Regions from separate parts of the Mus musculus genome. Here region 2 is linked to region 1. The links are chromatin loops, found by intact Hi-C in ENCODE. Cell type or tissue: left cerebral cortex. All regions are shown on one strand. Links, peaks and the distances in the headings refer to the core of each region. The heading gives the core; the rest is flanking DNA. Region 1 holds the start of Zfp668 (zinc finger protein 668). Region 2 holds the start of Stx1b (syntaxin 1B).

Region 1 (14,897 bases), core at 3,671-11,670:
AGCTTTCCCTGGACCAGGAGGACCCACCTCTGCCATCCCAGCCTGTGGACCTCTGGTCTTCTCCATCTGACCTGACATCTGACTGTGCTCAACAGCATGAGTCTTCATGTGTGTGGCCAGTTCACTGTGGGACTCACACACTTTGCTACAATTACTACAAGCAAAGCGCTGGGCAGTAGTGTGGTTGTGGATCTCAGTGGTCACAGGATTCAAGAACTCTTTGGAACAGAGCAGACAAATGTGACAGTCTTTCCCATTAATGCTGGGGTTCAAGAGGCCATCAGGTTGGCAGTAGGCCTTGCCACACTGGCTGCAGCAGTGGCTTTCTGGTTGGAGTTGAGAGCCGCTGTCAGCACCTTTCCAACTATCCCTGTATCTTAGAGTAGGACCATTGGACTGGCTCTCAGAGAGGTGACAAGGATTCCTGGAGACAGTGTCTTCCAACTTGCCTTCTGGCTTGGTTAACTGATCCTGAAGAACCCAGGCACCATTGTGGTTCATTTGTCCTCTGTCTCCTTGACTCCCATCTACTTTCCCCACCTGCTGTGTGGATTCTGTGCCTCCTGAACACGCTGGGCTACTGGGACTCTGACTGTGTCCCCCAGGCCTCTTGGTTTCATGTTCCACCTGCAGTACCTCAGTACCATCTGACCTGCCCTCCAGTCCCCAGTCATCAAGGTTCTCCTCACTGCCTTCTGTAGCATGTTGGCCTCCCTGGCCACTGGCTACCTCTAGTTTGGTGTCCTCATGCTCCTGTAGATGCTGCTCTAGAGATCCCTGGCCAGAAAAGCCACAGCCACATAGGGTACAACGTACAGCTGCTGCCCTCTGGGGACATCCTGACTGTCGCCGCTGTTGACTATCAGAATGTACCCTCTGATGGTCTTTCAGGGCTGTGCGGTTGGAATAGGTCTTAAAACAGAAAGGGCAGCTGTAACGGCTGGCCTCAGGGTTGCACTGGTGGTTCATGAGACTGCCAGCATGGCGGTAAGTCCGGCCACACTGCCCACATCTGAAAGGCCGGTCCTCACGAGTCAGTTTCTGGGTGCCCCTACTCCTGCGTCGCTCAGCATGGACTCGCTGGTGGTTGGCCAGCTGCTTTCGCAGGCGAAAGGCTTTCCCACACTCACTGCAGCGGAACTGTCGAGGGTCTGCATGGATGCGCCGGTGGTTCTTGAGTGACATGAGGTTTGAGAAACCCTTGGAGCAGGCCTGGCAGCCAAAGTGGCCAGTCTGGTGGCTCTGCCGGTGATTGATAAGGCTGCCAGCATGCTTGTAGGTGCGGCCACACACTTCACAGCTAAAGGGCCGCTCCGAGGTGACCTCAGTCTGACAGCCTGTCTCCAACTCCTGCTCCAGCTCCTCTTCCTTTACAGCGGTCCCCTCCCACACTTCTTCTTTGACACCTGCCAGCTCCTCCAAGGGCTCCACTTTAAGCTCTTCCTGGAGTTGCCCTATGACAGCCTGCTCCTGCCCTGCCTCTGCTGCATTCTGGGGCTCACTGCAGCCTCCTGCTTCTGAGATGGGCCCCATTTGGGGCTCTGAGCCTTTGCAGCGAGGGTGATTCCGCAGATGATTCCGGTAGGCAGCCAGATTGGGGTAGCAGCGGGAACAGACAGGACAGATGAAATCACCTGTCTGGTGGATCTTTCGGTGGTTTACCAAGCTGCCTCCGTGGCGATAGGTCTTGCCACACTGGTTACATTGGAAAGGGCGAGGGTGGGACTCCAGAAAGCTTTCACCAGCCTGCATGCAAAGGCTGTCTGCAACTGTGCCACCTACTCCCTCTTCAGACTTTATGTCCCCACCTTCTTCTGAGACGGAGGTCACTGTGCCCTCAAAGCCATGATCTGCAACCATTTCTGTTGCATCACCTGCTCCTTCCAAATGGCTAGGAACATTCTCTGTCCTATTGCTAGAACTTTGACTTTGGTGGTGACGCTCCAGGCTCCCCAGGTCATCATAGGTCTGACCACAGCAACCACAAATATGACCATAACCTGCTCCATCTAGAGCTTCCACCTCACGCTGCAGTTGATTCAGCAGCTCTGCTTCTGAGAGTTGCAGGGGAGGACTATGGGTAGAGGCTGTTTCTGCTGTGCCTTCCTCCTCTTCTTCTGAGCCCTCAGTCATGGCAGAAGCTCCATGAGCCTGGCGCAGATGACGCCTGTAGCCAGTCCTCCCAGGAAAGATCATACCGCACAGGCAGCAGAGGAAGGGCTGTGCTGAGGCTACCTCTCCTGGCCGATGGGTCTGGAAGTGACTTCGAAGGGCAGGCAGAGAATCAAATTCCTTTGGACAGAGAGAGCATTGATAGATGCCTGGAGGGTGGCAGGACCTATGGCTCAACAGGCCAGCAGCATGGGAGAAAGAATCTCCACAGTCAGAACAGGTGTGAGTGGCTGCGGCCTTCCAGACAGTGTCAGCGTCAGCAGGGTGGGAGGAGGAGTCAGAGTGGCAGATGCCCCTCTTCCGGTCACTGTCCATCCCAGGGAGGCCACCACAGAAGCCAGTTTCATTGCACTCATCACCTGGGGTGCCTAGGTCGTCAAGGAAACAGGCCTCTCTCTCTTCTAGTCCTTCCTCAGTGCCCTCTTTATCACCCAGAAAACAGGCTTCCTCCCTTTTAAGCACACATTCGTTGCCTCTAGATCCAGCCTGCAAACAGTCCCCATCCCTTTCCAGGTTGTCTTCAGTTTCACAAGGACTTTCTCCCAAAGGATCTTGGGAAGAATCTGGGTCCTCGTCGTTTTCCAGCTTCAGGGTCCAGGCGCCCCCAGGTGGGAGCGTGGCTACTTCCCCTGTACCACTATCTTGCTTCTGCCGCCTTCTGTTCCACTGCCGACTGTGACGCCGTAAATGGCTTTTCATCGCAGCCATGGTATGGAAATGCTTGGCACAGGCCCCACAACTGAAGTCTCCTGTCTGATGGGTCTGCCTATGGTTAATAAGGCTGCCTGAGTGGCGATAGCTCTTGCCACAGTCTTGGCAAGCAAATGTTCTAGTTGGTGACACCGTGCTGTCTGTCCTGCTTTTTTCTCCTTCCCTGTGGGTCACGCTATGATGTTCGAGACTTTTGAGATCTTCAAACAACATTCCACAAATGCTACACACCTGTGGCACTGTCCTATCTGCCATTGAGGGGTTACTGGTGGCCTCTTCTTCACGTTTGCATGCATGTTCCTCATCTCCGTGGAATGCTGCTTCCATTCCCACTGGATCATGTTGTTCTTTCTTGACAGGGCTGGGTGAACCTTCAGTCCCTGGATCTGTACTTCGGCGTGTAGCCTTGCAATGTACCCGCACATGGTTGCGCAGAGCCATAAGGTTGGGGTATTTTCGAGGACAAAGTGAACACTGGTACTCTCCTGTCCGGTGGCTGTGGCGGTGGTTCACCAGGCTCCCTCTGTGGCGGTAAGCCCGACCACACTCATTACACTTATAGGGACGATGGTCCAGGCTGGCAGTGGGGACCTCGTCCACTTTTGGAGTATTCTCGGCTGACGTAAGAGCAGTTGAGGACACTGATGACTGACCACCTTCCCCAGCTCCTTGCCGGGGTCTATGATGAGCACGAATATGGTTTTTCAGAGCAGCTGCATTGAATAGCTGCTTGGAACAAATGGAACAGGGGTAGATACCTGTTTGGTGGCTTTTTCGATGGTTGATGAGACTACCTGCATGACGGTAGGTACGGCCACAGTCTCCACAACAGAAAGGTCGATATTCCTCTGAGCCGCCATCTTCTAGCTGTCCAGAAGAGCTGAGCTCCCCAGAACCATTCAACATCCCTGTTTTAGATAGCTGACCCCAACTCCTCTCATCTGCGTGTCCATTTGTGGTAGGCATCTCTTTGTCTTCCCATGGTTGTTCCTGCTTTAGCCCCTCATGGGACTGCTGATGTTCCAGCAGATCCCTGGGGAGCCGAAAGGCACGGGGGCAGTGAGGACAGTGGTAAGGCCGATACTGGGCATGGAGTCTCGAGTGGTTCTTCAGGGCCATGAGGTTAGAGAACTCCTTGAAACAGATGGAACAAGGGTAGATGCCCAGAGTGTGACTCTGGCGGTGGTTGGTGAGGCTCCCGGCATGCTTATAGGTCTTCCCGCACTCACTGCACCTGTACTTTCGCTCCCCCTCAGTAGGAAGAGGCTCAGTGGGCTCCTGGGCCTCTGTGAAGTTCACTACTGATTCAGCCAAATACTGTTCCAAATTGCTAAGAAGGTTGCTCGCTGGAGTGGGGAGTGGTGATGCTCCTTCGGAACTGACGGCGGGCACCCAGTCCGCCGTACCTCCTTTAGAATCTGGCTGCATTTCTAAGCCTTGTCTTTGTTTGGTAGGTGGATCTTCCCACGTCCCTGACGCTGCCCTGGGGTCAGCTCCAGATTCCCAGTCATGTGTCTCTCGTACCAACTTCGTCTGATTTTCCCAGCCTTCCCCAGATCCAAGCCTCTGACCCCAGGAGTCAGTAGCCATGGTCTCACTCCCAAGGTGTGGAGCGGTTTCCATGGCATGTGGAGGCCCGTGCCTTCGGTGGCTCTCAGGAGCATGAGTCCTCATATGGCTCTGGAGGGCCAAGCGATTAGAAAAATCCTTGCCACAGGTGGTACAGGGGAAAAAAAGAGTCTCATGGTTCCTCTGATGGTTGGCCAAGTTCTCCGGGTGACTGCCATAGGGGTGAGGGATGCCATCGGCTTCCTCCCCGTCCTGCTTAGCAGATGAATGGCGCAGTTCTCGATGCCGTGCCAGTTCTGGGAGGTTAGGAAAGTGGCGCTGACAGTCAGAGCAACTGAATGAGAGGGGCATGTCCTCCATGAGGCAAAGCGGTAGAAAACCCCTGGAGGCTCAGGAGGGACAGACAGGTGGCAGCAGCATTCTCTCTGCAGAAGGGCTGAGGCCTAGAAAGGGGGGACAGTAGTCAGAAGGAAGGATCGAGTCAGTTTTGTTTCTTGGTTACTAAAGCAAGTCGCAAAGAGGTTCCCCAAACATCCATGCCAAGGGACCCGCTCTCTCTTAGGTCTGGAGGTTCAGAAAGCCTCGCTATGCACAAACTCCTAGAAATGTTCCCCCAGGTTTAAGTCATCTCTAGAGCCTGAGAGAAATAAGGAAAATAAAATCTGGAGCCTAGACAGACTGATTTTGTTTTTTAGGTTATATATAATGGATCTTATTGATCTTCAGACTGTGCACTCTATCATTCTGACAACCTAACAAAAATCTATGAGGTGTGTGTTTGTTTTTGTAACAACGAACCAGAACTATTTGCTTTTGAGATATGGTCTCAGCTCACTGTAAAGTTCAAGCTGCTCTGGGATTCCCTCAGTCGCCCAAACTAGTTTCACACTTATGAATTTTCCTACCTCAGACTCCTGAGAGTTGAGATTGAAGGAGACAGCCACGACTGTTGGGCAGGCCTTACACAGACGTGCAACCTTTCTTTCTTCACTCTTCAGCTAAACCGAGTGGTCTGAAAAGAATGGCAGAGCAGCTGCTTTCTTCAGTGGTCACCTATGTGTTGTAGAAGGTAGAGGCCCTCTTAGGGACGAACCTGGCTTCAGTGGTCACCTATGTGTTGTAGAAGGTAGAGGCCCTCTTAGGGATGAACCTGGCCTTTTCAGCATCACACTGTTTCCCTGTTAGGCGTTAGTTTTACTTCCTTTAAGTACATTTAATCCCATTCCATTTCAGGTTGAAAGTTCATTTTATTCTCTGCCTTTTCTATCCCCTACCTACCTTACCTTGCTGTCTCCAACACTTTTCATTCCCTCTTCTACTTTTTCTCTAAATTATGATAGCAACTCAGGCTGGACAGTACCATGGGCCAAGCACTGCTGTTACACAAGTGTATTTGGGGTGGGTGGGTGGCATTTCAGACAGGGTCTTACTATGTAGCCCTCGCTTCCCAAACTGGGACTAGAATCATGCGACACTATGATAAGCTTGTAAGTACATTTACACCACTAAATCCAAAGCCGTGTTACCTCGTTTTTTTACATAAACTCACTTCAAGAGGCAACCTTCATTCCAAAACCAGCAGCAGCTATTCATTTCTGCCACATCATCTGGCCTTTCTCCGGGGCTGACTAGTCTCCTGGGACCCTAGCACAACTATTTCTAATCTCACCAGCTGAGCCTGGTCCCAGAATTCTCACTTCTCAAAACTCCTTCACTCGAGTCCCCTTTTCCTAACCAACCACCATCACATTCCTGTAGAGTCACTCGTCTTTTCTGCCAATTTCTTCTCTAGATCCCTACCTCGCACCAGGAGTGCCTTCTGGTTCCCGCCGCCGGCGCGTCCGTTGGAGGTCGTGAACGGGAGCGCGCCTGCGCACTGGGACCCTTACCCTAACTGCAGCCGCGAGCCATAAGTGGTGGCTGGTGCGAGAGTTCTCGAGCCCATACACACGCACACTCAGCCAGGGTACCCGGGAGTGGTAGCTGAGGGAAAGGTGCGGGAGAGAGGAGGAGGTAGAGGGAGCAGGGACAGCTGGTATGAACCCAGAGTCTAGCCCAGTTCCGCGGACACTTCCTATTGTTACCAGGAACCAGGAAGTGTCCTAGATGCTAATGCTTCCCCGCGAAACTTCCGCCTGGGAACACTTCCTGTCCCTCCCGCGGGCAGTGTTTCCGCACGGACACGCTTCCGGCGCTAGGTTCCGGGTGGGCCCGACTGTTTGTTTTCTTTTTGTTGTTTTGAGACTGGGTCTAACTCTGCAGCCCGGGCCGGCCTCGAGCTCGGAGCAATCCTCCTGCCTCAATTTCCAGAATGCTGGAGCTCCCAGGCAGCGTGAGCCCCCACGCTCCGCTGCGGGCGCAGCTCTGGCTCCGCCCACGCAGGTCGGCGCGGCGTTCGGATGGATTTAAGCCACACTTCCGTCCAGAGCTGCTGAAACCCTTCGCGTGCTTATTCGGGCAGTACGGTCACAGGAAAGACCCTGCAGCCCCGGCTACGGCGCTTTGGTGACACTTTTCACGAGGTTCCATAAAAGCTTCTTCCCAGGGCTGGCGTGGAGGGATCCTCGCTGAGTCCTTTCCTCGCTGTTAGAGGAAATGTGGACTCGACGTGGACGCGGGCACCACAAAGCCCGAGCGCCCTCTCCGCATCGTCCCACCTCCTAGCTCCTGCAGACGCTTCCGGCGACTTGGCGGGTGTCCGCCGTCAATCAGCCCGGCGTGCCAGCCCCTCAGCACCCAGAAACCCTTCGCAAGATACTTCTCTGCTTCCGCAGGCTCGGGGCTGCTTCCCTAAGTTTTTCCTTCCTCCCGAGCAAGGAAGGCGGCCTTCCACTTCCGCCGTCTGCCCGGCGGCCCCTCCCCGCCCTCCCTCCGGGTCCTAGCGCCTGCCCCTCTCCGACTGTCCCGAGCTCCGTCGGCGCCAGGCACCGCCGCCAAAGCTGCGGAGCCTGCGAAAACCGATCCAGGTAGGACACGCCGGCGGGAAGTCGCGGGGGCTCGGGCAGCGGCCCCCGACGCGGTTTGGGGTGCTCCCGGCTTCACGTGTGCTGCCGAGCGGACGGAGTTGACCAGGCGCGAGCATCCCGGGCGGGGCGAGCCGTGAGCGGCCTCGGGCGGGCTGCGGGCCCAGCAGGTCCTAGAACCCGCCCGGTGCCCGCCGGTCAGTGCTTTGGATGCCCAGGCTCAGCGGACGCGACTGCCGGCCCTGCTCGGCGCGGACCCGGGGGTCCTAGAGTCCGCCATGTTCCGGGCTTTTGTCTGAGTGGCGAGGGCCTCGTCGCCGAGTCCTTGGCGGCTGCGCCCCCCCTCCCAGTCCGAGGTTCTGCCCGCCCCTCCCGCGGTCCTAAAGAACGCCATTTTGCAGGTCTTTGTCCTGCTCTGAATCCTCCGTCCATTCATTTCTTCATGCCTTCCTTCTTCATTCATTCTGCCCTGTTCCGCTCGCCGAAGCTACGTTATCCTAGGGTTTAGTCCCAAATGAGTCAGCATACAGCCCCGCTCTGCGGGGGCTGCCTGTCTGGCGAGGACACCCGCACAAACACGGTTGCAGAGAGCGAGGAGCGCTGGGTTTCTGCAGGTCTTGTCCCTCCTCAGAGAGTCTGGTAGGCCCTACTGCCCTGCAAACTCCCGTATGCTGTTCCACTATTCCACTGAAGAAATTGAGTCCCCGAGCGCGATGCATCCCTCATCTTACAGCTCGTTATTATTTTTGTGGGGAATGGAGTATTGGAAGCATGCAAGTATCTTCCCATGGGAGAAGGAAAAGGAGGGACAAAGGGAATTGCATATGGAGGTGGTAAAGTTTGTGAATTGTTGATGGAGCTTTGGTTGCTGACCAGAGTGGACGCTGCTACAGAATCTGAGGGTGGAAAAATGGGATCATGTGAGCTGACTGGTTGTTAGGCCTAGGATATCATTAAACATTCACCACAACACAGTTTCATCAAAAGGCTCAAGGTTTGGGAGGCTTATATGTTGACCTATTTGAGGATTATATCTAGATGCCTCTTTTTTTTTTTTTTTTTTTTTTTTTTTTTTTTTTACCACACCTGCGCTGCTCCCTCAAACCCAGCTTTGGGGACACTGAGTCTCATTAACGTGTGAGAAATTAAAATGTCATCTCTCTTACTGGGTTTCATCACAACAGTAAACAAATTGGAGTACTAGGGTGATACTTGAACCATGTGACCTTGTAAAAAACGGGGCATTTAAGTTAATAAATAGTTGGTGACTGACTCTCACAAACTCCTACAGTGGAAGAGGCAGAGGCTATAGACCTGGGTGTGAATTCCACCAGAAGTTTGCTCTCAGTCACCAAACAGTTTTGGAGTAACAGGTGCGTAGAACAAAGTTCCCTGGACCCGATTGCTGGAGGTGAAAAATTAAGAACCAAATAATAACATATGCTAGTGCTACAATAGTCAAGGGGACAGATGGCAGAAATGTCCATATCTGACTACTTGGCTTCAAATACCAGCTAAGTCTGTGGTAATTGCCTGGCTTTTCTGTGTTATCTCTTATATCTCGTGTGTTTTTGTAGCACATGTGTGGAGGTCAGAGAACAACTTACTGGAATTGGTTCTGTCTTTCCATCATGTGGGTCCTGAGGATACAACTCAGCCTCGACAGAAAACGCCTTTACCTACTGGGGCATCTTGGGTTCTTGTTCTTGCCCCAAGAACAGGAACCTAACCTTCCGGCCTGAAGCTCTCCCCTTAGGGCTTTATTGAACCTTAATTACTGCTGAAAAGACCTTGTTAGCAAACACAGTCTTGGTGCGGCTAGAGCTTCAACATAAGAATTTTAGAAGACAGATACTCAGCTATAACAGGCTTCTAAGGCATCAGGACATGAACTTAAGTCAAAGAAGTCAGTTAAGTGTGCATAAAATACACATGATGTGTAATCCATGGCAGGAAGCCGGCACCTTAAAAGAAAAGGTTTTTGAAGTTAAAATGTAGTTAGGATAAACATCTCATTATCTGAAAGGAGTATATGAGGTGTGGTGGTGCACATAGTAACATTATAACACTCAGGTGAGAGTTCCAGGCCAGCTGAGGCTAATAGTGAAACTTTGTCTCAAAGCTAGAAATTGCAAACAGTGCCACGAAGAAAGACATAGAGCCAAAGTACAGGATTCACAGCTGTAATCCCTACACTGAGGGGGTTAAGGCAGGAAGAAGAATCAAGGCCAGCCTGAGCTACATAGTAAGATCCTGCACACCCCCTCCAACAACAAGGTAGACAAGAAAACCTTCATTATTTTTTATGTATATGAGTGTTATGCTTACATGTATGTATGTGTACCAAGTGTATGCCTGATGCTTACATGTATGTATGTGTACCAAGTGTATGCCTGATGCTTACATGTATGTATGTGTACCAAGTGTATGCCTGATGCTTACATGTATGTATGTGTACCAAGTGTATGCCTGATGCTTACATGTATGTATGTGTACCAAGTGTATGCCTGATGCTTACATGTATGTATGTGTACCAAGTGTATGCCTGATGCCTGTAAATGGGAGTTGTAGGTGTTTGTGAGCCACCTTGTGGGTAATAGGAACCGAATCTGTGTCCTCTGGAACAAGAACAATTGCTCCTAACTACTGTGCCATCTCTCCAGCACCCAGGAAGGCCTTCTTAGAGGGAGGGAGATAACCAAGCTTGGTGACCTGAGTTTAGCCTCCTAGAGCCATCTAGTAACAGGAGAGAACTGACTGTGCAAGCTGTCCTCTGCCCTCGACACCCTCTAGTGAGTGTGCATACACATAAACAAAGAGAGGAAATACAGTCTTTAAAGAAAAAAAAGAAAGACAGCCTTATAGAGGAAGTGTGTGGGAGCAAGACCCAAGTAACCAACGAGTTAAATACAGAGATACAGAGGTCAGGAGACTGAGGGGTAGCAGTTTCCACTGTAGAACTGCTAGTATAAATGACTAGCATGGAAGGAACTGAAGTCTAGAACGAAGACAGGAGGCCTGGAGGTGTGGAGCCTTGCAGTGGAAGTGAGGGATGGGACAGAGCTGAGCAGGAGAGAGATGGGTTAGAGAGAAGTACTGATCTTTGTCCTGGGAAGTGTCCTGATTTTGCTGAAGAATTTTAAGTGAGCAAAGAGTGATTGTATAGAGTCCTGCTCCAGCTCTAGGGTTGGAAGAGCTGAGCTTTGACTTTGGGCATCTTAATTAGCTGTGGACTCTTCTGCCTTGTGAGGTTTTTTTTTTTGTTTTGTTTTGTTTGTTTTTTTTTTTTTCTGGTTTTTGAGACAGGGTTTCTCTGTGTAGTCCTGGCTGCCCTGGAACTCACTTTGTAGACCAGGCTGGCCTTGAACTCAGAAATCCGCCTGCCTCTGCCTCCCAAGTGCTGGGACTAAAGGCGTGCGCCACCACCGCCCGGCCCTTGTGAGGATTTTTATATAGAGTTGTAGTAAAAATGATTCCTCCTAGAAGTACTTGAAGATCTAAAAAATGTGTTCTCTCTCTTTCTCTTTGTTTCTTTCTTTTGTTTGTGTTTCTGAGAGTAGAACCCAGTGCCGCACACTGTCAGGCAAGTACTTTCCCCTTTTATATCCTGGCTCACGTACCTAGTTCTTACATGTTAGTTGGAATGGTGAGAGTTTGTTTAACGTACCAGTTTCAGGGTTGCAGAGATGGTTTGGCCTGTTAAAACACTAGCCATACAAACCTGACAACCTGAGTTCAAGCCCCCAAACCGAGGCAAAAGCTAAATTTGGTGGTACACATCTGTAATCGAGCACTGCTATAGGGAGATGTACTACAGAGGCTTGTCAACAAACTAGCCTGGATTACACAGTGTAGCAACAGTAAGAGACCCCACCCACCTCAACAAGTTGGAAAACAAGCTGACTCCCAGTTGTCCTCTGCATACCTACATACATACAAATAAATATGCTTGGTGCCACACACCTATAGTCCTAGCACTGGGGAGGCTAAGGCAGGTGGACCTCTGAGTTTGAGAACACCAGGGCTATAGAGAAACCCTGTCTTGAAAAACCAGAAGAAAATAAAAGAAAGGAGGAGGAGAAAAGGACTAGGGTGTGGCAACAGTGGGGTTGGGGAGTGTCCAGTCCACTGGAGCCTAACCACTGTGAGCTGTCTAGCATGGGTGTGCGAACTGGATTCATAGCCTCCAGTCCAGTGCTTCTCAACTTCCTAACGCTGCTGCCCTTTAATACAATTCTTCATGGTGCAGTGACCCCACTACTTCCTAACTGTAATTTGCTACTGCTATGAATTCTAATATAACTACTGTGTTTTCGGATGTTCTTAGGTGACTCCTGTCAAAGCCATTGGAGACCCACTGGTTGAGCACCATTGTTCTAGAAGACCAGTGGGTGCTCTGCTCGGCAATCTCTCTGGCCTGTGACTTTTTTTTTCTTTTTTTCTTTCTTTTTTTTTTTTGGTTTTTCGAGACAGGGTTTCTCTGTATAGCTCTGGCTGTCCTAGAACTCACTCTGTAGACCAGGCTGCCCTTGAACTCAGAAATTCGCCTGCCTCTGCCTCTCAAGTGCTGGGATTAAAGGTGTGCGCCACCATGCCCGGCATGTGACTTGTTTTAAAAGATTTATTTATTTATTATATGTGAGTACACTGCAGCTGTCTTCAGACACTCCAGAAGAGGACATCGGATCTCATTACAGATGGTTGTGAGTTTTGAACTCACCTGGCTGCTGGGATTTGAACTCAGGACCTTCAGAAGAGCAGTCTGTGCTCTTAACCACTGAGACATCTCTCCGACCTCTGCCCTTTTTTTTTTTTTTTTTTTTTTAAAGAATAAAAATATGATGGGCAGAGGCCAGAGGATTTCTGCGTTCGAGGCCAGCCTGGCCTATAGAGTGAGTTCCTGGACAGCCAGGGCTACACAGAGAAACCCTGTCTCAACACCCCACCCACCCAAAAAAAAAAAAAATAATAAAATAAAAATATAACAACAAAAGTAAAAATACAGATTGCAGTGTCCATGTCACCTTCATTAGATGATGGTTCTTTTTGTTTGCTTTTTACAAAAGGGTTGGTTTTTGTTTTTGTTTTGTTTTGTTTTTTAATCTTTATTTGTGTTTGGACTCGTCCACAAATGCCCAAGGGGCCAGAAGCTAGATCCATGTGAGCTGAAGTTGCAGGTAGTTGTGAGCCACTCAGTGTGGGTGCTGGGAACTGGACTCAGGCCCTCTGGAAGAGCAGCAAGTCTCTTAAGTACAGCGCCATCTCTCCAACCACTTGTTATTTTTATTAAATTAGGACCTTGCTCTGTAGTCCAGGCTGGCTTGGAGCTAAAGAGCATCCTGCCTAAGACTCAGAAGAATTAGGGTCGAGAGTATGCTTCTAGGAGTCCACTGTTGCTGTCTGAAGACACTCCAGAAGAGGGCATCAGATCCCATTACAGATGGTTGTGAGCCACCTTGTGGTTGCTGGGAATTGAAATCAGGAACTCTCAAAGAGCAGTCAGTGCTCTTAACTGTGGAGCCATCTCTCCAGTCTGGTCCCAGACTTCTGAGCAAGAGCTCAAAAACTTTAAACCCCAGAGTTAAGGCTCAGCCATGTTAAGTTTCTAGCCGTATGACTTGACAAGTCTCTTTACTCTCAGAACTCAACTCGCTCTCATCTATAAAATGAGGTCAGGGCTTCCAATTTTAGGCTGTGTGAGAATCATGCCAGGTGCCACACCCAGCTGATGACTTCTGATAAGACTCCATAGTTGAGGGAAGCAGTCTGATTCCATTCGGTCCTCACACAGCCCCATGTGTTAGTGCTTTGTTACCTCAACTTTGCAGAGGAGAAAACTGAGGTTCTAAGATACACAGTAAATTGAACAAAAAGTCACATCAGCTGGGAAGTGGTAGGGGCTGGATTTGAAGCTGATGGTTTGCCTTCAGAATATACTGGGTTGCACAGAACTCTGTATACTGACAGATAGATGTAAAAAGGTTAGGATGCTGTGGGACTTGGCAAGTACTTAGTGGATGTGAGCTGTCCTAGGGATGAACCAAGCAGAGCCTCATGCGTGCTATTGAAGAACATTGTTGCTGGCCTACACTCCCAGCCTGGCTTTTGTTTTGCTTTGCTTTGTTTCTTTTGGGGAAATTTAGGAAGCTAGAGATGTGACTCAGTGGTAGAACACTTATCTGGCCTGTATTAGGCCCTGGGTTCAAATCTTACTCTCCTACCCCACCCCACCTCCCTTCCCAATGCTTCCTGGTATGGTGCTGACTCTACAGAGCCTTTCAGGGGCTCCATTGGTCAGCCAGGTAAACTGCTTCTATAATTACCTTCTCTGGAATAGGCCCCAACCCCACCACCACCCCACCCTCATCCTCTTGGATGGGCTCCATCCTCCTTCTCCACCCCAGCTCCTGTGGTGTACAGATGAGGACACTGGTCTGTAAACAGAGCCTAGTCAGTGATGTACAAGTCTGAACACAACCTGGCCTGCCACCCTCTGGGCACACCTGGCTCTCCTTGCCCACTCTCCCCTGCCCCAGCACCACATCTAAGCTTCTCTTAAGAGGATCTACCCTAATCCTCTTCCCTTCATCTCTCTGGGAGGATGAGCGGGTGTTAAGACTGATGCAGCTGTTAATCCTATTTTTTCCCAACTATGATCCTAGGAGCAGCTGTGTGGATGTTGTCTGGGCTCTTGGCCAGAAAGTAGGGACTCAGCAAGAGCTAGTATCCCAGGAGGCCTCGCTAACTCAGACACATCAGTTGTAACTGAGGAAGAGGCTCGGACTGTCAGCAGTAGGTCAGGCTGCCTTAAGAGTGAGTGAGCTCCTACCAGAGTTTTAGAGCTGGGACTAAAAGGGACTCCACTAAAAGGGACTCCAGTGCAGAGGATGGACCAAAATTCCTATCTGGGGTGGTGTGCCTTATAGCTATGAATGGTCAGAATTCTCTGAGCAGTTGCTCCTCCAGAACTGGGCCAACATACAGTGGAGACCCATTACCTCCAAAAATAGCCATCCACCCTGCCTAAACATTGGTTCCTCCTTTCTCTGGAGCAAGTCTGTCTTTCCCGAGCATTTGGAGATCTTAGGCCGTGGGTAAAAAGGAAAGGAACATTGTGAGGGTAGTGGAACCTAGGCATTATAGGAACGCCAAGGGTTTAGAAAACGGGTTAAAGGGCAGACAGGGCTGGTCCTTCTGTGATGCTGGCCCTCACTGCTTTCTACCCCTAATGAGAAGATCACAGGGGAGACTTGAATGCAGTACCAAAGGTGGGCTTCATTAGTAGGAAGGATGTAGAGGTCCTGTGGCTTGGGCTGAGGAACATGGGGGTGGGGGGAGTATGGGTGTCATCCAGTTACCTTTGTGACTGCAGAGATGGCTCAGTGGTTAGAGTACTTGCTGTCCTTGCAGAATATTCAGGTTTAATTCCCAGCACCGACATGGTAGCTCACAGCCTTAGGCACTAAGCATAGGCATGGGCCA
Region 2 (14,897 bases), core at 2,441-10,440, 52 kb after region 1:
AGACAGCTACAATGTACTTACATATAATAAATAAATAAATCTTTAAAAAAAAAAAAAAAAAAAGAAATGGCAGCGTGTGCCAATATGAGCAACAGGGAAGAGGGTCCTTCCGAAGTGGGGCTGCCTGGTTATACCAAGACTCATGGAGAGACTACAAAAGAAGCTAATGTGTGCTGCAGGCTCACCCATAGGTTTACTTGGTAGATTTCAAGCGATCCTGGGCATGATCAGTGGAAGTCATTAAAGGATCTGGTGAGTGTCTGCCTAAGTCAGGGCTATGGATCCAAGCCCCAGTACCACAAGCAAGATGAAAAACAATCGAACAATCTGAGCATGGTGGCACACACCTTAAGGATCAGTTATTATGAGTGAGTGTGTGTGTACCATAGTGCAAGGCTGGAGGCCAGAGGATGACCTGCTAGAGTGAGCTTGCTCTCTTCATCACGGGTCCTAAGGACTGAAATCAGATCTTAGGTGATAGCAAGTGTCTCCACCTGCCAAGCTACCTCAATGACCCTGACATACACCTTTACTGCTACCTGGGAGGCTACAGCAGAGGGACAAGTTCAAAGCTGGCCTGAGCAAATTGGCAATATTCTATCTCAAAATAAAAATTTTAAAGGAGGAGCTATAGAGATGGCTCAGCAGGTAAGAGCACTTGCTGCTCTTGCAGAGGACCCAGCTTCAGTTTCCAGCAAGCTCACGGTGGCTTACAACCATCCATAACACCAGTTCCAAGGGGTCTGATGCTGTCTGCTGACCTCCGTGAGAACCAGGCACGTGCATAGTGAACATACATACATGCAAATGAAACACACATTAAGGCCGGGCGTGCTGGTGCATGCCTTTAATCCCAGCACTCGGGAGGCAGAGGCAGGCAGATTTCTGAGTTCGAGGCCAGCCTGGTCTACAAAGTGAGTTCCATGACAGCCAGGGCTACACAGAGAAACCCTGTCTCGAAACAAACAAACAAAAACAAAAAAGAGGGGCTGGTGAGATGGCTCAGTGGGTAAGAGCACCCGACTGCTCTTCCGAAGGTCAGGAGTTCAAATCCCAGCAACCACATGGTGGCTCACAACCATCCGATCACGAGATCTGACTCCCTCTTCTGGAGTGTCTGAAGACAGCTACAGTGTACTTACATATAATAAATAAAATAAATCTTAAAAAAAAAAAAAACAAAAAAAAAAAAAACAAAAAAGAAAGAAAGAAAGAAATACACATTAAATAAAATTTTAAAAAGTTTTTAAAATTAGGGGCTAGAGAGACAGTTTAGCAGTTAGGAGAGCATACTGCACTTGCAGAGGGTCTGAGTTTGGTTTACAGCATCCACGTCGGGCAGCTCTCGACTGCCTGTAACTTCAACTCTAGAGGATCCAAGTACCTGCATTCATGTGCTTGAATGCATGCATGCATGTGTATACACTGTACACTATATACAAACCCATATACATATTGAAAATAATAGTAAATCTGGACCGAGTATGGCCCAGGAGTCATCATCAATCTTTAAAAATAAGGACTGTAACTGTAAATGGTAAAATGTCTGTTTATCATACCCAAGGCTCAACCCCACACCACATCACATACAGCTTCTTATGTATGTGAGCACACTGTCTCTCTCTTCAGACAGATGGGAAGAGGGCATCAGACCCCATTACAGATGGTTGTGAGCTACCATGTGGTTGCTGGGGATTGAACTCAGAACCTCTGGAAGAACAAACAGTCAGTGCTCTCAACGGCTGAGCCATCTCTCCACTCCACCACCAATCTTTTAAAAAGTAAATAAATAAGCCGGGCAGTGGTGGCACATGCCTTTAATCCCAGCACTTGGGAGGCAGAGGCAGGCAGATTTCTGAGTTCGAGGCCAGCCTGGTCTACAGAGTGAGTTCCAGGGCAGCCAGGGCTACACAGAGAATAAGTAAATCTCTGGACAATGACAGGAGTCACTGTTGTCATCACATCTGCTGTTCCTGTGTCCCTTCACTCTGTCCTCTGACTTAACACACAGCGTCAACTCACTGTGTTCAAGGATCCACAAAGTCCCGGGGATACCAGCAGTGAGCACTGCAGACGAAATACGCCAAATACACCAAATGTGGGATGATTTTCTTTCTCTTTGTGCCTGGGAAAAGGTGTGAGTCAACATGCCCATTATTCAGATTTCTAGTAAGCAACAGCTTTGTGCTTGGTCTGTGTCAGTGCCTGGGGGAATGTAGACAACCATTAGGCCTGTGCTGTTCTGGTGGGAGACTGGACCTTGGCCTCACAGGATGGAAGTATGAGTGTCAGGGAAGGGGCTCAGTACTATCCCACATGCAGTGAACACACAGTGGGGCGTCGCAGATGCTTGCAGGCTATGCTTTCTTGGCAGAAAGAATGATGAGGAGGGAAAAGTAGGTGATATTGGCGTAACCAAATGGAAGAGTGGGTGTTTATTTGTTTTAAATTTTTATTTTTATTTTATAACCTATGAGTATTTTGCCTGCATGTATGTATATGTACCACATGCATGTATGTATATGTACCACATGCATAAAAAGTGCCTGAGGAGGCCAGAAGAGGGCATCCAACACACTGTGATTGTCACTGATGGTTGTGAGTGCCATGTGGGTCCTAGGACCGGAACCTAGGTCCTCAGCAAGAGTAACAAGTGCTTTTAACCACTGATGCAGCTCTCCAGCTCATTAATTTTGTATTTATTTTAAGTGTGTGAGGCCTGTGTGTATGTAAATGTACCACCTGGGTACTGTGCCTGTGAAGGCCAAGAAGAAGGCATCAGATCGCCAAGGACAGGAGTTACAGGCAGTTGTGAAAGCCATGGAGGTGCTGAGATCTGAAGCTTGTCATCTGTAAGATAGCCAGCACTCTTGACTGCAGAATTGTCTCTCAACCCATTTGTTTCTTTTTCGAATCAAAGCCCCATATATAACCAGGCTGACCTCCAACTTGACCTCTTCCTAGATTACAGGCAGCCACCACCGTGTCAGACCTTAGATTCGTTTTTTGAGCATAATCCTAGAAGCCATGGGCTGTGGGAGGCGGAGCCTCAACAGGTAACATTAGCATACTCAGACAACTTGGAGATACGACTAGTATCCAGAGAGGAAGGAGGACATAAAGGGAAGGGGCTTCAAGAGGGAAGACCAATGAAGACTGTCCCTGGTGGCCCAGGTGGAAGGAAGGTGAGGAGAGCACAGGCTGGCCTGAAGTAGTTCCGACAGGAGGAAGGTCAGGACAAGGCAAGCCAGGACTGAGCTGTAGTTTAGTGGTAGAGCATTCACCTGGCGTGTGACAAGCCTAACTTCAAACTCTGGCATTAAAGGGAGGGAGGGAGATGCTGCCAAAGAGAACCCCATCTTGCAACATCGGAATGCTACTTAACCCTTTGAACCCGCAGCTTGCTGATCTGCACACTTGGGGTAGCAGTAGTGGCTAGGAGGCTGATGAGTTACCATGTAGGGAGGAAGACATGGTGGATACGCAGAACACAGCAGCAGCGCTGTGGGGAGGGGAGGGAGACAGGGACAGGTTCTGCTCCACTGAGTGGCTGGGTAGGTAGAGATGCCATCATGGATGAGAACAGGAAGAAACACTTCTGGGCCACTATCCCTGGGGTCTCCACACCAGAGTCCTGGCCATACTCGCTATAGGTAAGCTCTGCCAGCATGGTTTTTCTCTGTGTTCTTGGCTCTGGCTTATAGCAGTGCCTTTCTCTGAGATTCCCTGGTTTACAGGTATAGGTGAGTGGGTACTACAGGCATGAAGATGCAGGAAGGTACAGTAGGCCAAGATGAGAACCTAGGCTCAGTGGGTGAAGTGTACCTGAGTCAGATCTCCAGCATCCACACAGAAGCTGTGTACAAGAGCACACCTCTATACCCCTGTAAGCCTGCAGGCCCCAGAGGCACAGAAACAGGAAGGTCCCAGCTCAACCAGTAGATCAAAAATGGTGTAAGGTTGGGTTCAGTGCAAGAGCCTGTCTCTAAAACAAAAACTACAAGTAAGCAGGGCGTGGTGGTGCACACCTTTAATCTCAGCACTTGGGAGGCAGAGGGAGGTGGATTTCTGAGTTCGAGGTCAGCCAGGGCTATACAGAGAAACCCTGTCTCGAAAAAACAAACAACACAAACAAACAAAAACTACAAGTAAGGTGGGGAATGACAGAAGCCACCCAACACTGACCTTTGACCTACATGTGTGCACATGTACAAGTGAGCACACCTACATACACGTGTACGTAAAGTCAGAGGGATTAAAAAGGAAGAAGATAACTTAGCTCCCAGGAGCCCTGACTGAGGGTCACAGATCAGAGGAAGAACTGGAGGGAGGGGGGAGGCAGAACTCAGAGGTTAAGGGCGTGGGACGTGGGGGGCGGGGGCAGGCGAGGTGAGGAGACAAGAAGAGAGTCTTGTCTTGGCTGTAGGAACTGTTGAAGGTCACAGACGGTAGGCCCTGCCTGCCATGACACAGATGAATGGTGTCTTAAGGTAGTTACTGGGTATTTGGCAAAAGCAGGGTGGAAGCCCACCCAACTGGGAGTCCAAACCCCACTGCCATGAGAAGAAGAACTGAAGTAATATTTAAGGATAGGATGGAAGGAGGGAGAGCAGAGGGTGGCAGGCTCTCTGGACCTTCTGCAGCACCAGATTCAAGATTCTACACCCCCACCACCACCAAAGATTCTACTCCCAGCAGACATCTTCCTTCCTTCTGCATCCCCATCCTCACCCCAACCCCCGGCTTGGGGGATGGAACCCAGGGCCTTGCAGGCAAGCATATACCACTGAGATTCACTCTAGGCCAAGATAAATATCATTTTTAACACAGTCATCCAAAATCCCAGACCAAAAGTCTCAGCAGGTAGTGACCACTCTGTTCTTGGGGGTTGACAAGCTGAGATCCACCAGTGCCAGGGCACTCTCAGGTAGGGTGACAAAGGATGTACAGAACAAGCCCCATGTCCTTCTCAGCAAGCAATAGCCACATACAGGGTCAGGTTTGTTATTTCTAATGCCCAAAAGACTCTTCCGCAGAGCCGAAGGGACAGGATAAAAGGAAGTCCTGCGTAGGCTCACAGACACTCCGCTCCTCTCAGGTTAGTCCCTTAGTTCATTGCCTTAGACCTTCTCTGACGGTCCACCCCAACTGCAGTTTACCCAGCATCTCTATCCCTGCCTCTGCATCTCTCCGAGCTTCTTGGGCTCCCCCCTCCCAACTTCTGGGCCTCCCCAGTGCCCCTCCCTTGGGTGCCCCTCCCCGGACTACAACCCCCAGGCGCCCCCAGCCCGGGGCGCTGCGCATGCCCCCTGCTCCCCGCCCCCTCCGCTCCCCCTCCCTCCCTTCCTCCTCACCTCCCTCCGCCCCCCTCCCCCGCGCCTCGGCTCCCGCATCCCTCCATCCAACCCTGTGCCGCAGCCGCATCGCCACCGCAGCCTAGGCAGAGCCCAGTCGGCCCAGGCCCCTGTCTCTGCCTGGCCTTAGCTCCCCGCCCCCCCGCCGCGCACCTTATCCGCACATCCCTCGGAGGTCTAGCCCGGTGCCCCCAGACCCCGGCCTCCAGGACAGAGGCAAGAGGCAGAGAGCAGCAGCGGAGGCGGGAGGACGAAGAAGGGGAGGAGGAGCCCGTCGCAGGATGAAGGATCGGACTCAGGAGCTGCGGAGTGTGAGCTAAGGGGTGGGAGAGGTGGGGAGGCGGGACCCTGTATTTGGGGAGCGCTTGGGGGATGGAGTGGGGGAGGTTCTGAGACATGGGGAGCAAATGATGAGACTAGAGGTTGGAAGCCAGGAGCCCTCACATCTCCTGGCACCTGGTATCTCCAGTGAACCTGCAATTGGAGGACAGTGGCTGGAAGGAGTTGGAGGCCATTAAGACACAAGGGGGCAGGAGAGGTCTCAGGGGCCTGGGCAGCCCAAATGCCCGGGAGGACCCTAGAATCTAACCTGGGGGTGGGAGAAAGTGAATGTCAAGAGAGGATTGGGGGACACCATCATCCCCTAGAGCAGGCTTGTCAAATTAGGCGGATGGAGGGGGTGGTTGCTGGCCAGGCCGGGTCCAGGAGGACCCAGATTTGGGATGCTATGGAGGACACAGGTTGGAACTAGATGCCAGCACCTGGCAGTGAATGAAGTGTGTGGTGGTACTGGTGGTGGTGGTGGTGGTGGTGGTGGTGGTGGTGTGTGTGTGTGTGTGTGTGTGTGTGTGTCCACGCGCACGCGCACTGGTATGTTGCTCCGTGGGGAGAGGGCACTGCTCAGAGGGGGAGTGTGTGTGTGTGTGTGTGTGTGTGTGTGTGTGACTGAGTTCCCCTGGGCCAGAGCCTCAGCTTAGGTGACCCCAAAGGTGAGAGAGGAGAGAAAGATCCATCCACCAGGTCACAGAATTGGGTTGTGTGACATAGGCCACACAGTGCTTGGGGGAACTGGAGCATGGGAGCAGCCAGGGGCAGGCTGCTGGAAGCCAGGGGCCAGGCTCCAGGCGGTTGGCCAGCAGAGCTGGAGGAGGAAAGGTGGGGGGCTGCAGGGGAGGCTGCTCTTTGGAGGGACTGTGCTCGCCTGCTGAGAATGGTTTTGGGCAGGGAGGGTGCCGAGACATTTTAAGAATGACATGAGCCCAAGGAGCTTGAGGTTCCAGTTTGCTGTGTGACAGTGGCCTCTGGATTGGGATATGTCAGAATTCCAAGGGATTGTTACTCTACGTGACAGATTGGGAAACTGAGGTTCAGGGATGGGAAGGGACTGGCCCAAGGTCATCAAGCAAGTATGTGTGTGGTACAGGTCAAATGGCTCAGGGGCCTCCAGGCTGCCGAGTTGACCATGGGACTACACCCTCCGGCCTTTGAAACACAAGTTTTAGAGTGTTGTTGGAAGCCTCCAAAGGTTGGGCCTGGAGTTGGGGACCCTGGTTCACAGGCCATACGGGGAAGGAACACAGTGGCTCTTTGGAGAGGAAGTGGGGAGAATGAAGGAGCTGACTGTGAGGGAGGAGATGTGAAGGAGTATTTACTGCGTGAGGAAAACCATAGTAGCAATGGCAACTGTACTGTGTGTGTTTTATAGGAAATCACCTCTGATTCCCGGCAATCTTATGAGGCTGGTGTTAGCATGATCTCATCTCACAGAAAAGGGAACAGAGGCTCAGAGACATTAAGGAACTTGGCCAAAGTTACAGAGCTAGAAAAAGGCAGGATTCAAACCCAGACCAGCAGCCTCAGTATCCTAACCGCCCCCCCTCCAGGTGCAGTTTGCAAAGCAGGTTGTCATGGCAATCCCATTAGATCCCAACCAACTTCCTGGTAAGGTAGACAGAGAGTCTGCCTTGTCTAATATTCAGGAAAACTGAAGCCCAGAGGGTTTAAAGATTTCCCCAAGCCACACAACTAAACAAGGGAGAAAATAGAATTCGAACTCAGATCTCCAGCAGCCAAGAATATTCCATGACTCCCAAACCTAGAGAAATGCGATAAGGTGGGGGTGGAAGTGTGGTATAATTAGAGGGAGAGGGAGACAGAGTGGGGAGAACTCTGAGTGAGTCAGGGCTCCCTGCCCAGAGGTGAAGAAACCTGTGGCCAGGGCTGCCGGAGGGGGTGGGGGTGGAGGAAGCCAGGTGGCTAGGGCAGTAGGCAAATGATGTGGAGAGCTGGGGGCTGGGGGGTTACGGGGCGGGGGGGGGGAGATTGGGTAAATACTGATGGCTTTGCTGTTACTCACAATTTGGGAGAGTGGAGATTGGGGAGGGTGCAGGTGGGGTGGGTAGGAGCTCCAGATGTCTGGAGTGTTAAGAGTGTCTGCCAGAGTTGAAAGCCATGCTGTGGGAAGGCAGTGAGCTGGAGGGGAGGGGAGGGGAGGGCATGGTGAGGGGCATCAGGAGTGCTAGCCCAGGGGCCTGCTTGTCTCGCCAAGGAGTTTTCAAATCTGTTTATCATTTAGAGGTTGAGGACTCAGACTTAGAAGGCAGTTTGTTAGTTATTTCACCTGTGACCTTGGGCACAGTACTTGGCATGTCTGGTACTCTCGGGGTAGTTTGGTGGTAGTGGGTGTGTTTTTGTTTGTTTTGGGGAGTGTGTGTGTGTGTGTGTGTGTGTGTGTGTGGGTACTGGGGGATTGACCGGAGGGTATTGAATTCACTAGGCAGGTACTCTGTCATAGAGCTACTTCTAAGCCTCAGTTTCCCCCTGTGCCATTTGAGAGTAAAGTGCCACCTCATTTCACAGGATCATTTTGAGAATTAAAAGTTAATTAATACTTCCAAGCTGTCTAAGGAAGGGCCTAGTGCACAGCAGCGCTCTGGGGTTGCTATTCCTAGGTGACTTTCCGGTTCCTCTGGAACATTACAGAAGCCCGTTTGGATGTCTCCTAATGGATTTTGATTTTGGAGTTACCTGAGGGCTACAGGAAAGAGACAGACTTGACAGACAGAGGCGCGCGCAGGTCGGTCCTGCAGTTGGTGGAGCTGGTGTTGAACAGCTTCCTGTCTCAGGTTGCCCAGCAGGTTCGGTTTGGAGGTTCTATGCTGGATATGGAACCTCAGGCCACAGAGAAAACAGGAGGGCCAGTCCGGGCTGGGGGGAGGGGGAGGGGGAGGAAGGAGGAGGGGGACTAGGGGAGGCCAGAAAGAGAGGAAGCTCTGGCTTGTAAGAGTCCGCAGAGAACATTCATAACCTCCAGGGCACTGGGCCTTTTCCTGCCTCGAGCTCTACTGCCCAGAGTGTGACTCCCATTGCCTTAAATTCAGTTTCTCCCAAATTACAGCATAACTGGACACAACTCAGATGTCACCTCCTCAGAAAGACCCTTCCCGGCCATTATGCTTGCCTCCATCACATCCTCCTGTCTGTCCAGTTACTCCCCATCATGAGCTGCTGTTTTTTATTCACTTCTCATTGTTTGTCTCCCCCTCCCCCACCGGACAGTCAGCTCCTTGGAGGCAAGCCCTTCCTTCCCAGGCATGTTCATCCCCGGTACCCATCATACACAGTTGTTAGATGCATGAGGGATGCGGGGAGGCAGGAAGAGGATCAGGGTGGGGGTGGGCTGCGGAGGAGAAGAGGAAGTGGGGCTGGGCTGCACCATGGGCCATGGGAGACTAGGGGAGCGGAGGCCCAAGCGAAGGATTCGGATGGACAGAATCCTGAGGGACACATAAGAGCGTCTGATGGACAAGATGATGAGGTCTGGGTGGACAGTGTATGGTAGTGTGTGTAAGGATGTGTATATACACAAACACACACTTGTTTTCTTTTCAAAGATTTATTCCAGACACATCGGAAGAGGGTGTTAGATCTCATTTCGGATGGTTGTGAGCCACCATGTGGTTGCTAGGATTTGAACTCAGGACTTTCAGAAGAGCAGTCAGTGCTCTTAACCGCTGAGCCATCTCTCCAGCCTGAACACATTTTTTTTTTTTAAGATTTTTTTTTTTTTTTTTTTTTTTTAAAGATTTATTTATTTATTATATGTGAGTACATTGTAGCTGTCTTCAGACACACCAGAAGAGGGAGTCAGATCTTGTTACGGATGGTTGTGAGCCACCATGTGGTTGCTGGGATTTGAACTCTGGACCTTCGGAAGAGCAGTCGGGTGCTCTTACCCACTGAGCCATCTCTCCAGCCCTTTTTTTAAGATTTATTTATTGTTATATGTAAGACACTGTAGCTGTCTTCAGACACACTAGAAGAGGGTATCAGATCTCATTATGGATGGTTATGAGCCACCAGGTGGTTGCTGGGATTTGAACTCAGGACCTTAGGAAGAGCAGTCGGTGCTCTTAACCGCTGAGCCATCTCTCCAGCTCAGCCATCTTTCCAGCTCCTGAACACATGTTTGTAAACACACATTTGTGAACATGCACTCGGGAACACACACACACACACACTAGGACCCTCTTGTTGCTGATGTGGAAAACTTGACTTTAAGGAGGCTGGGGAATTGGATTGGATGCCCCTCAAGGCAGTGAAGCCTCAGTGACAAAAGCTTTATTAATCAAGTCCTTCCCGGTGTTCACCAATTGGTGGACAGTGACAAGCAATGCCCTGACATCCACCAACACCTTTTTGGCTGACCACCCTTGCACAAGTTATGTAATCTTTCTGTGCCTCGGTTTCTTCATCTGTCGAATAGGAATAAGAGCATCTACCTCATTGGATGGTTGTGAGGTTAAATGTGAGGAACTGCATACTGGATATGGGATCATGGCTGAATCCTAACACTTGAGAGGGTGAGGCAGGAGGATTGCTGCAAGTTCAAGGCTACTCTGGGCCACACAGTGAGGCCCTAGCAAGAAGTGGGGGGAGGGACAGAGAAATAGAGCAAAAGACTGTGGGCAGGATAGTTGTCTTTGTGGCCAAGTAAGGACAGAGGGACTTCCGCATGTTGGCAGGATGGATGGAAAAAACCTGGAGACTTGACAGGTCCCCACTTCAAACTCAACCTCTGGCTTTGTTTGCTGTGAGGCCTCAGGCAACAGGGCAGTGTGTCTAAGCTGTCTCCTCACCTGTCACAGTCCACCCTCATCAAAGATTCTCTCCCTGGCAGCTGTAGGCATTTCCCTGTGCGCGTTTGCAGGGGGGTCCTGGAGGGGCTCTGCGGGAGGGGACTGCAGCTTGACAGAGGAAGGTGTGAGGCCTGGAGGGTGGAAGCCCACAAGGCTGGTCAGCTGCTGAACTGGTGTGGGCTTTTTGGCCTCTCTCTACTTAAAGTTCTTCCATTTATAAAAGAGGGCTGTGATAATGTCTATCTCGGGAGACTGTTGTAAGAATTAAATGAATGGGTCTGGTGGTGATGTGAAACAGAGGCAGGAGGATTCCAAGTTAAAGGCTACCTTGAGCTACAGTAAGACTTTCAGAAAAACAGGAGCTGGGACTTTAGCTCACACACACACACACACACACACACACCCCACCAAGGGAAGGGCCGGTGGAGGTGGGGGGAGACAGATACAGACAGACAGACAGAAAGAGGTCAAGAGTGAATTAAATGGGGTTGGAGAGATGGCTCAGCAGTTAAGAGCACTAACTGTTCTTCCAGAGAACCTGGGTTCAATTCCCAGCACCCACATGGCAGTTCCCCACCATCTGCAACTCCAGTTCTAAGAGATCTGGCACACTCGCACAGATAGACATGCAGACAAAGCACCAATGCACATAAAGTAAACTCTCTTTTTTTTAAGTCAATTAAACGGGCAAGCGCATGCAGGACTACACCGAGCACTTCAGAGTGCACCCGGCACTCCATCAGCCTCTGCAGTATTTGTCAGTGTTGCAGTTGTGCTGGCCAGTGGTTGTCACAGAGTTCGTTTGTATGCTTTAGGCAGGCATTTACTATGTTAGTCCTGTGTGGCTTGGCACTGGCTGTGTAGACCAGAGTGGCCTCGAAGTCACAGAGACCCACCTCCCTCTGCCTCTATTGTAGTTAACAGTGCGGGCCTGCCAGGTATAAGCCTGCTTTGGAGACAGGATTTTACTCTGTAGTCCCAGCTGATCAGGATCCTGTGCAGGCTAGGCAGCCCCTGCCCTTCACACACTGAGCCATCTCTCCAGACCCTGTTTTTGTTTAAGATTTAACAAAATGATTTTATTTATTTATTTCTTTATCTATTTATCTATCTATTTATTTATTTAATTTATTTTGTTGTTGTTGTTGTTGAAACAAGGTTTCTCTGTGCAGCCCCGGAGGTCCTGGAACTCTGTAACTCTGTAGACAAGGATGGCCTCAAACTCAGAGGTCTGCCTGCCTCTGTCTCCTGACTGTTGGATCTAAAAGGTGTGTGCCATCACACCGAGCGAGCGAAAGAGAGAGAGAGAGAGAGAGAGAGAGAGAGAGAGAGAGAGAGAACACACATGAGTACAGGAGCCTGTAGAGACCAGAAGAGGGCATTGGATCCCCTGGAATGGAGTTACAAGCAGGTGCTTGTTAGCTGCCCAACATGGGTACTGAGAACTGAACTTGGGTCCTCTCCAAGACCAATACACATTCTTAACAGCCAAGCCATGGCTCCAGCCCCTCTCTCTAGAGAGTTTTGGTGAAGATCCAAAGACATACCGAGAATGTAAGATGCATGCAGAGGCACTGGTAGGTGACGTTGCTAGCTTGGCTGGTCAGGATGCAGAGGCCTGAGTAGGAACTGGCCCAGGAGGAAATGAGCCCATGCAAATGGTTGCTGAAGAGCCTTCAGGGGAGCAGAACTAGGGTGGCCAGACCATGGTGTCCTGGTCCCAATCTGCCTGGTGCCCTTGGGCAAGTCATTGTCCTTTGCCCACCGGGCTCCGTGCTCCTTCATCTATGAAATGGGAACAGTGTTTGCCCAGCTTTTCTCACTGGGCTGTGGTGGTGAGGATCAGAAGGGATTACAGCCGTGAGTATCCGTGTACACAGGAGTTTTAGCTTTCCTTGTGGTCATTAGCCAAACCAAATCACCTTAGGCCCTTCTACCTTTTTTCCTGTCTCAAGGGCAAGTAAATAGGCAGCCTGGATACTCTAGGAAGAATCTAAGGCTTTGAAAACAGGCGAGACTGAAATAAGACTTTAGGAAGGACTTCCTGGAGTTGGCATGGGAAGGGAAAGAGACAGAGAAGAGGAAGGTTCCCGGGTTCCTAGGCTGTCAGAGGTTCCCCTGCCATGCGTGAAGCTGGCCAAGAGTAGGTGGGAGGGAGGAGGAGGAGAAGGTCAGCAGGAGTCTGTGGCCCTGGAGGAGGAGACACCGGAAAATCGCGATGAGAAACTGGTACATCCTACAAATGAGCCCAGCTCCTGACAGGCTTCCAGGGCCAACGTCTTCTGGTGTCTGTCCTGAGGCAGGTGGAGGCTGGAGAAGCCAAAACTCCTAGCAGGGTCTTTGAGACCTTTTTTTTTTTTTTTTTTTTTTTTTTGGTTTTTCGAGACAGGGTTTCTCTGTATAGCCCTGGCTGTCCTGGAACTCACTTTGTAGACCAGGCTGGCCTCGAACTCAGAAATCCACCTGCCTCTGCCTCCCAAGTGCTGGGATTAAAGGCGTGCGCCACCACGCCCGGCCTCTTTGAGACCTTTGAGCTCGGTTTGAGAAACAGGTGACTTTGGCCTGCCACAGGAGGTCCTCTCTGGGTTATGCTGGTCTCAGAGCTGCCCTTACTTGGCAGATCCCAAGTGATCTTAGTGTCTTAGTTGCATCTTGGTCCCATCTGGCTCTGTCTGGGTTCAATCCGAACAGACTGAGATACATTAGAGCCAAGTGCAGTTCCTTCATAGCCTGTCTGACTTCCAGGAGGGCCTGTGTGTGATCTGCCCCAGGCCCGTCAGCTCTCCCTTCAGGTCCCAGAGGCTCCGCTTGATTTCAACCAGGCTCTCTTGGCTGCATTGTCTGAACTCTGGCTCAACCTGTCTGTGATGCGGGCTGAACCCTGGCACTGCTTAGACCTCCAGATTTAATGTCTGTTGATGGCTGAGCTCAACTTTACCCTGAGAATTCTGTTCCAGGCAGAGAGGAATGGGGATCCCAGGGGAGCCCTCTTGTACCTTCCGCCCAACTCTGGGCGAGAACGTGGTTGTGGGGCTCGAAGATGGTGGGTGAACAGGCAGCACCCTCCTCCTCTCCCTCTGTCCACGTGTCAGCAGTGCAGCTCTGCCTGGGTCTGTGTGCCTCCACGTGGGTGTTGGGGGGCCTATTTCTGTGTGCCTGTGTGTCAGCTCCTCTGTCTGTGTCACTGGTCTGCCTGGAGATGGCAGTGTGGGTGGGTGAATCCCTTTGTGTCTCTGAGCCCTGAGGGTGGAGGGCTGAGCAGCTGCAGGTTGCAACTGGGAAATCCGAGTCAGAGAGAGTTGGTGGGTGTGTGGTTGGAAGGGACTGGAAGGAAGTGGGCGGCTGCGTGGGGAAGAGGCTCTCCAAGAGACAGTGCAGTGGGAGGAGGGAGTGTGGGATGAAGTGGGTCAGAGAGTACTGCCGACATGCTCAGCCGGCCCTCACTGGGCCTGGCCCTGCTTGCTCAACTTGGCCTCAGCAGCCAGCAGCTTGGTAGCAATGGGACCTTTAAGAGGGGAGTGGATGGTCAGGTTGTAGCAGGGAAAGGGGAGCCCTGGGTAGGCGCTGCTAGGAAATGGTAGGGAGGCTCACAGTTCTGGAAAACCGTTCTAGAATCCTCCTTGGAGCCCAGAGCCAGTCATCACCAGGCTGACATTTAGCTGGGTGTTGAAAGTATTGAAATTTGTCCATATCCAGCAGTCAACAGCAGTGCCTCTTTCCCAGGGACACTCTGAACAGATGAGATTGTTCAGATCTCAGAAAACGCCTTTAGCTGACTCCTTTAAGGGACACTGGCATCTAGGACACTGGTCTACAAGGTATCCAGTGCTGGCTCTGAGTGTTGGTGACCTTGCCATCCCTCTTGATGAGGACCCTTCCCAAGATCCCTCCTCTGAGTCTAGAACTGATACCGTCCATGTTATGTGCGCTGGGTGGAGGGACAGAAAGGTAGAGTCAACCTTGAGACGCAGGGTAGGGACTGCTCATGGATCTGGCCTTGCTTTGCTTCCAGGCGAAAGACAGTGATGATGAAGAGGAGGTGGTCCACGTGGATCGAGACCACTTTATGGATGAGTTCTTCGAGCAGGTAGAGCGCCCGGGTAGCCCTGGCCCAGAACCTTGTCCCTTCCCCTAGCTTTCTTTGCCTTGTGTATTCCCTCGTCCCTGCACACTCCTTGGCCTTCACGGTTTGGCCGATTTCACTGAACGCTGGCTAGGTCTCATCTGGCCCTCCAGCCTGGATAAGGTGTCACTGATTTCCTGCCCCAGGTGGAAGAGATCCGAGGCTGCATCGAGAAACTGTCTGAGGATGTGGAGCAAGTGAAGAAACAGCACAGCGCCATTCTTGCCGCCCCCAACCCCGATGAGAGTGAGTGCTGCCTTGTGGGGCCCAGGGCCTAGGGCC

Evidence for each region. A loop is a pair of places that touch in the nucleus more often than their neighbours do. Peaks named below come from ENCODE experiments on the same cell type or tissue, not always from the same donor. Only the 100,000 strongest peaks of a DNase experiment are listed, where the experiment ranks them.
Region 2: it touches region 1 in a loop (2.0-fold over the local background); 2 of 42 quality-filtered maps call a loop at or near these places.

Annotation. Positions count from the first base shown.
Region 1 is chr7:127,868,568-127,883,464 of GRCm38, reverse strand. It overlaps Zfp668 (zinc finger protein 668), which reads left to right and starts at 6,629. Exons shown (of 3, transcript NM_146259.4): 1 at 6,629-7,418. It overlaps Zfp646 (zinc finger protein 646), which reads right to left and starts at 5,764. Exons shown (of 3, transcript NM_172749.4): 1 at 5,358-5,764; 2 at 1-4,895. The coding sequence starts at 4,812. In left cerebral cortex, for the core only: no CTCF peak of the experiment used is centred there; DNase peaks (open chromatin) are centred at 6,625, 6,820, 7,177 and 7,698; H3K4me3 peaks cover 3,268 bases; H3K27ac peaks cover 2,587 bases.
Region 2 is chr7:127,815,028-127,829,924 of GRCm38, reverse strand. Stx1b (syntaxin 1B) reads left to right here and starts at 5,394. Exons shown (of 10, transcript NM_024414.2): 1 at 5,394-5,665; 2 at 14,505-14,579; 3 at 14,762-14,861. The coding sequence starts at 5,636. In left cerebral cortex, for the core only: a CTCF peak has its summit at 5,872 (motif pointing right); DNase peaks (open chromatin) are centred at 6,498, 6,863, 7,207, 7,421 and 4 more places; H3K4me3 peaks cover 3,299 bases; H3K27ac peaks cover 2,629 bases.